Regions from separate parts of the Homo sapiens genome. Here region 1 is linked to region 2. Evidence: chromatin contacts called from ENCODE Hi-C or POLR2A ChIA-PET data. All regions are on one chromosome and are shown on one strand. Each heading gives the region's core, a stretch centred on a gene start or an enhancer-like site at or near the end of the contact. The rest is flanking DNA. Distances are from core to core; before and after follow the strand shown. Region 1 holds the start of CPHXL (cytoplasmic polyadenylated homeobox like). Region 2 holds the start of CPHXL2 (cytoplasmic polyadenylated homeobox like 2).

What was found. A loop is a pair of places that touch in the nucleus more often than their neighbours do. ChIA-PET counts read pairs that join two places held with the same protein, here RNA polymerase II (POLR2A). Pooled maps may share reads with other maps.
Region 1: a pooled map shows a loop between it and region 2 (4-fold over the local background). The contact joins the promoter of CPHXL here to the promoter of CPHXL2 in region 2. A Hi-C loop is called at or near these places in 1 of 37 single-sample maps with no recorded cell type and 1 of 50 pooled maps. POLR2A ChIA-PET finds 5 or more read pairs at or near these places in 5 of 52 experiments (A549, H1, OCI-LY7 and 2 more).

The regions. Positions count from the first base shown.
Region 1 is chr16:75,725,021-75,728,841 of GRCh38, forward strand. CPHXL (cytoplasmic polyadenylated homeobox like) reads right to left here and starts at 1,470. Exons shown (of 3, transcript NM_001355613.1): 1 at 1,398-1,470. The coding sequence starts at 1,422.
Region 2 is chr16:75,674,681-75,678,551 of GRCh38, forward strand. It overlaps CPHXL2 (cytoplasmic polyadenylated homeobox like 2), which reads right to left and starts at 2,329. Exons shown (of 3, transcript NM_001395862.1): 1 at 2,307-2,329. The coding sequence starts at 2,319.

The DNA.
Region 1 (3,821 bases), core at 220-2,719, 49 kb after region 2:
AAGGACAAAAAACCAAACACCGCTTGTTCTCACTCATAGGTGGAAATTGAACAGTGAGAACACATGGACACAGGAAGGGGAACATCACACACCCGGGCCTGTTGTGGGGTCGGGGGAGGGGGGAGGGATAGCATTAGGAGATGTGCCTAATGTTAAATGACGAGTTAATGGGTGCAGCACACCAACATGGCACATGTATATATATGTAACTAACCTGCACATTGTGCACATGTACCCTAAAACTTAAAGTATAATAATAAAAAAAACTTTCTTTTTTTCTTTATTTTTGAGACAGTCTCCCTCTGTCGCCTAGGCTGGAATGCAGTGGCGTGCTCTCAGCTCACTGCAATCTCCGCCTACTGGGTTCAAGCTATTCTTGCACCTCAACTTTTGTAGTAGCTGGGACTACACATAGGCACCACTGTGGCTTCCTCTTTTTTTTTTTTTTTTGAGACGGACTCTCGCTCTGTCGCCCAGGCTGGAGTGCAGCGGCACCATCTCGGCTCACTGCAAGCTCCGCCTCCCGGGTTCACGCCATTCTCCTGCCTCAGCCTCCCAAGTAGCTGGGACTACAGGCGCCCGCCACCACACCCTGCTAATTTTTTGTATTTTTAGTAGAGACGGGGTTTCACCGTGTTAGCCAGGATGGTCTCAATATCCTGACCTCGTGATCCACCCGCCTCGGCCTCACAAAGTGCTGGGATTACAGGAGTGAGCCACCGTGCCCGGCGTCTTTTTTTTTTTTTTTTTTTTTTTTTTTTTTAGGCAACCTTGCTATGTTGCCTGGGCTGGTTTCAAACTCCTGGGTTCAATTGATCCCCCTGCTTTGGCCTCCTTGTTTTATTATTACTCTGTATTTTTACTTTAGGCATACAGCCAGTCATACTAAATTGGATAAACACTTAAATGTACATATTAGAAAATTATAATCGATGACCTAAGTTTCCAAAGAAAGAATTTACTGAAAATGTACAAAATTACCAAAAGAGGAAGCAGTAGGGAAGAGGAAAATTAATGAAAATTAATGAAAGAGGTAAAACTTGTGGAACAATTGAGGTTAAGAAAGATACACAAGAACTGGTACTTTGTAATGGAAAGTAATACATCTTAATAAAATTCTACAGGATGCATTAGGTAGTTCATACATTCTTTTCTCCACTTAAAGTGTTGACTTTAGGTAGATGATCCTTGTATGGGACTCACGGCTGCCATTTTACATTTGAAATTCAAGAGTCCAACTTCAAAGTACCCATGAATGCCCTAACACAATTTACCGGTGAAAAACAGCTGCTGCTCCAACAATCTGTACCTCTGTGTTTGTGCTTTAAACTTTGACACACTATTGAGAAAAAGCAAGGGAAGTAGCATTGTAAGAGAAAAAGCTGATGGGAACTTACCACCTGAAGTGCCGTCCAAATTCATCTTGGGGTAGAAGACCTGGACTTCACGGAGACCAGCAAGCAACTGAGATCAGCAAGCAACTGAGCAGCTCCTAAAGACACAGGCTTTATATAGGGTCAAGATGACCCGCCCCTTTCTTAAATAGCTTTCAATTTAATCCCCTCATTAAATATTTAACACCTGCAGAAAGAAACTTGAAGTAATTAGATTAAGTGGAAGTACAGATCGTACTAGGTGATTTTTTCTCTTTAATAACACCTTTTCAAATATGACTCTTGTTTAATTATTTTGATTTGGCTACATTAGTTTCTACATTATAAGAATGTCCTTACCTTACTCTGTATTTTTTGTTTTCCTCGGCTCTTCTGAAACCCACGTCTTTTCATCATTGCGATGGTGCTATCTATGTGTCAACTTGGCTGCTTTACACTCCCTATTTTTTCAATAAAACATGAATCTAGGCTGTTTTATTCATGTTGCTGTGAAGGTATTTTGTAGATGTGATTAGGTTATATAATCAGTTGACTTTCAGTAAATGAGAATATTTTGGATAAACTGAGTGGGTTCAATTCAATCAGTGAAAGGGCTTAAGAGCAAAGGTGAGGTTTTTCTGGAGGGAAGCGGGAAAGCACATCTGGATGGGCGTGGTGTCTCGTGCCTGTAATCCCCGCACTTTGGGAGGCTGAGGCAGGAGAATCACTTGAGCCTTGGAGTTCAAGACCAGCCTGGGCAACACAGGGAGACCCTATCTTATTTATATGAAAATTAAAAAATTTCCCACCCATGCTCAGCTGCTGCCTCAGGCGTTTCTGACTGGTTTTCCAAAGGGCTTGCCCTACAGACTTTATTCTTGCCTATCCAGCCCCTACAATTATAGAAGTGAGTTCTATATTGCTATGATCTGAATGTTTATGTAGCCTCAAAATTCATAGGTCAATATCCTCCCCACCAAGGTAATGGTATTAGGAGGTGGGGCCTTTAGGAAGTGATTGAGTCACGGGGGCAAAGTCCTCTTGAAAGGGATTAGTGCCTTTATCAAAGAGAGCAGAGAGGGGGAGGGAGGGTTGAGACCTCTGTGATCCTTCTGCCATGTGAGGTTAAAGTGAGAAGACGGCTGTCTAGGAGGAAATGGGCCCTCACCAGACACCAAACCTGATTGTACTTCCCAATCTCCAGAACTGTGAGAAATAAATTTCTGTTGTTTATAAAGTAGCTGGTCTATAATATTTTGTTATAGCAGCCTAAATGGACTAAGGCACATATATGTCCCTCTATATATGTACGAGTATGTATATGTATGTATGTATATGTATTTATATATTTATAGTATAAACACACGCACATACGTTTTATATAGCTCACTAGTTCACTATGGGATTTGACTTCAGAACACTACTGATTGTTTCTCTGATTGAACCCTGAATGATAAAGACCTTGGTATTGGAGGTGGTTCTGTAAGAACAGAACCTTACAGAGATATGTATGTTTATAAATATACAACTAAAAATAGGTATATTTAAAGTTATATACGTCTTCTATTTATATAAGGACTCCAGTTCCAGTGGTAAAGAGGGCACTGGTAGTCCATGGCACGATGTGGCAAACATTGCCATTGGACAGCCCCAGCTGAGTGCCAAAGTTAACCCGCAGCAGCGACGGACACTGAGTGACCCACTTAGAGTGCTAACATAGGGACAGATGAATTACGCTGGACCACTTCCTTTGTGGAAGGGTCACTGCATTGTTCTTATTGGAATAGATAATCTGGAGACAGATTTACCTTTCCTGCATGTAACATTTCATCAGAATTACTATTGTGGACTTAGGAATGTCTTATTTATCCTCATAGCCTTGACTTTGATCAAGGAACTCACTCCACAGCGAATAAAGTGTGGTAATGGTTAGGAGCAGTGGCTCACGCCTGTAATCCCAGCACTTTGGGAGGCCAAGGCGGGTGCATCACCTATGGCCAGGAGTTTGAGACCAGCCTGGCCAACCTGGTGAAACCCCGTCTCTACTAAAACTACAAAAATTAGCCAGGCATGGTAGCAGATGCCTGTAATCCTAGCTACTCAGGAGGCTGAGGCAGGAGAATCACTTGAACCTGGGAGGCAGAGGTTGCAGTGAGCCAAGACAGCACCATTACACTCCAGCCTGGGTGACAGAGCGAGACTCTGTCTCAAAAAAAAAAAAAAAAAAAAAGTGGTAAAGACTCATAATCTTTACTCAGCAGTTCAACTGTTAAATATCTAAAGCAACAGCTATAATTAGGAGAAAACATTTTCAAGGGCTAAATCACCCAGACAATGAAGCTACCTATTCAACTAATTTTATCTGTATATCCCTGCATTTAAATAAGTGACAGCCCATGATCACAATTAATCAAATATTAATAGTATACTTCAATTTATACTGTTTTA
Region 2 (3,871 bases), core at 1,079-3,578:
TTTAAAACTTACTATATATATATGCAATACCATTGATATTATTATTTGAGACAGAGTCTCGCTCTGTCTCCCAGGCTGGAGTGCAGTGGCACGATCTCGGCTCACTGCAACCTCTGCCTCCTGGGTTCAAGCGATTCTCCTGCCTCAGATTCCTGAATAGCTGGGAGTACTGGCGCACGCCACCATGCCTGACTAATTTTTGTATTTTTAATAGAGATGGGGTTTCACCACCGGGTGCGGTGGCTCACGCCTGTAATCTCAGCACTTCGGGAGGCTGAGGCGGGCAGATCACAAGGTCAGGAGTTCGAGACCAGCCTGGCCAATATGGTGAAACCCCGTCTCTACTAAAAATACAAAAATTAACCAGTCATGGTGGTGGGCACCTGTAGTCACAGCTACTCAGGAGGCTTAGGCAGGAGAATCGCTTGAACCCAGCAGGCAGAGGTTGCAGTGAGCCGAGATCGTGCCACTGCACTCCAGGCTGGGTGACAGAGTGAGACTGTCTCAAAAGAAAAAAAAAAAAAAGAGATGGGGTTTCACCATATTGGTCAGGCTGGTCTTGAACTTTTGACCTCGTGATCTGCCCGACTTGGCCTCCCAAAGTGCTGGGATTACAGGTGTGAGCCACCGTGCCCAGTACATTGATATTATATTTAATTATGTATATGCAATATTATAATATTATATATAATATCAATGGTATTGCATTGAGAGTTTAGAAATAAGCCCTCACATTTCCAGACAACTTATTTTCAACAAAGGTGTCAAAATAATCATTGTGGGGAAATAATCATCTTTTCAACAAATGGTGGTGGGAAACTGGGTTTTCAGAGAAAGAGGAGGGAACAAAAATTCACCGAAGAAAAAATGTTTGGAAGTCTTGTCCTAGAGCATCAAACAGTGGTGAGCCACTGAGGCTACCTTCACGCCACACTCCAAGTTCTGGGGCTACTCCCAGGTCCCTGAGATAGAGCTCATTCCTATCAAAGCTTTGTGGTGAACCTTTCATCCCAAAGTTTTTATGGTTGGGCCATTGTTACTCTGGGTGCTCTTTGCTGTAGATTTTGCCTCCAGGACAAATACAGTGGTGGGGCAAGATTTGAAAAATACAAAACAGGCCAGGCATGGTGGCTCACACCTGTAATCCCAGCACTTTGGGAGACCGAGGTGGGTGGATCACCTGAGGTCAGGAGTTTGAGACCAGCCAGAGCAATGTGGTGAAACCCCGTCTCTACTAAAAATACTAAAATTAGCTGGGTGTGGTGGTGGGCGTCTGTAATCCCAGCTACTTGGGAGGCTGAGGCAGGAGAATCGCTTGAACCTGGGAGATGGAGGTTGCAGTGAGCCGAGATCGCGCCATTGCACTCCAGCCTGGGTGACAAGAGCAAAACTCCGTCTCCAAAAAAAAAAAGAAAAATACAAAACACACAGTGAGCTTACGTTACACGTGACCTTCTCGCTCCATCCAGGGGTCATCAATAACAATAAACCTAAGCCTAACCCAGCATGCTTCAACTGTTTTCAAAGAAAGAGTGACAAAGCTTCTTCCATACTTTACATATGGAAGTTCTCACAATATTTCTGAACAAAATCACAGAATAAAAAACTGCCATATTTGTGAGCTAGGAAAAAAAAATACCTGGGACATTTTTGTTTTTTAAGAGACAAGGCCTCACTCTGTCACCCAGGCTGGAGTGCAGTGGCATGATCATAGCTTATGGCAGTTTCTAACTCTTGGGCTCAGATGATCCCTCCTGCCTCAGGCTCCCAAGTAGCTGGAACTACAGGCATGCACCACACCTGGCCAATTTTTATTTCTTTTGTAGAAATAGGGTCTTGCTATGTTGCCTAGGCTTGTCTCAAACTTCTGGACTCAAGCTATCCTCCCACCTCTGCCTCCCAAAGTGTTGGGATTACAGGCATGAGCCACTGCTTCCAGCCTCAATTGCTCTCTGCTTTAATAATTATTAATACACAGCCAGTCTTTGTCTGATCTAGAACCCATCCATTCAAACTTCCCCCCAAGATTTTTTACCTTTTAATAAAATTTGATCTGTAGGTATTTTTGTCTGTCTAAAAACTAAAGAATTTTATAAACAAGAATCATAATTGGGTTTAATTTTTAAATGCCTAGTCCTATCTAAAAGCTGCAGTGTCCTGTTGTACCCCCAGTGAATAATATCAAACTGACTGCCCACAATCTTCACTATTATAAGGTAAAAGTTGAAACCCTACAAAACCCTCATTTTCATGGAAACAGTCTTCTCACAACAAAACACATTGAGTTCTCTACCAAAGGCACTCACCTTGGGAAGACATGTCGAAACTCCAGTCCAGGGCCTTTCCAACTGAAAAAATAATGAATTGTAAAGCTGAATTACTTTAAATATACTCAGAGGTGCCCACCCTAATCACGCCTCCACCCTAGTCATGCTTTTTTGATTTATTTACAGAACCCACCTTTTCAAATCCTATCTTCTATTCATTGAGATTAATTTTCTTCTTTAATTCTTTAATATCACATTTTCATCCTCATTTTACAGGTAAGAACCTTTGGTGTAGAATGGTTCAGAGCCCAGGGTCAGCTCTCCGACCCTGGCCGTCTGACAGCTGATTCCATGCCTGTCACCACACACTTATTCTATATAACAGCGATTCTGTACACTCTTGTGAGAACTAAAAATAAAATTCCAAGTCCCCCAAACAACTCAATGGACTGACCCCTTTAGTCAAAGGGACCTCAGAGAAACCTTAAAAACTGAGTTCTGGCAGGGCGTGGTAGCTCACACCTGTAATCCCAGCACTTTGGGAGGCTGAGGTGGGGGGTCACCTGAGGTCAGGAGTTGGAGACCACCCTGGCCAACATGGCGAAACCCCGTCTCCACAAAAAGTTCAAAAATTAGCTGGGCGTGATGGTGGATGCCTGTAATCCCAGCTACTCGGGAGGATGAGGCAGGATAATCGCTTGAACCTGGGAGGCGGAGGTTGCAGTGTGCTGAGATCACGCCACTGCACTCCAGCCTGGGTGACAGAGCAAGACTCTGTCTCAAAAAAAAAGCAAAAAAACCCCCAAAAACTGAGTTCCCAGCCGTGATGAGATGGGATGTCAGACATACCTCATTATATTTCTCACTTTTGTGGTTTAGACACAGCTGACCAGCATTAATATTTAAATGGAGATCATGAGACTGACAAAATGAACTCTTGGTGGCAATAAAACCAAATTAGTAAACAGGACCTAAGGCACTGTGAGGCATGGATTAAGTTTCACGCAGTCTTTTACTTAAAGAATAAACTATGCGCTGGGCATGGTGGCTCACGCCTGTAATCCCAGCACTTTGGGAGGAAGAGGCAGGAGGATCCCTTGAGGTCAGGAGTTCAAGACCAGCCTGGTCAACATGGTGAAACACCCCGTCTCTACTAAAAATACAAAAAAATTAGCCAGGCACTGTGGCGTGTGCCTGTAATCCCAGCTACTCAGGAGGCTGAGGCAGGAGAATTGCTTGAACCCAGGAGGCGGAGGTTGCAGTGAACTGAGATTGCACCACTGTACTCCAGCCTGGGCAACAGAGCAAGACTCTTGTCTCAAAAAAAAAAAAAAAAAAAAAAAAAAAAAAGAATAAACTGTGCTCTAACTGCCACAAGGGTTTTCTTTATCTCTAGCAGCTAAACAAGCACTGGCCTCGAGATAAGCAATGTTGAAGCAGTTGCGGTTCACCAACCATTAGATACCGAGCTTCTCTGTTCCAAGAGCCATAACTACAGCTTTGATTGAACAATAGGCTGATTTATTTAATTCTCCACTGCTAAGGGACCGCTGACTGAAACTGACCCAATAGTTTCATTGACAGCCTTTTTTTTTGATAAACTA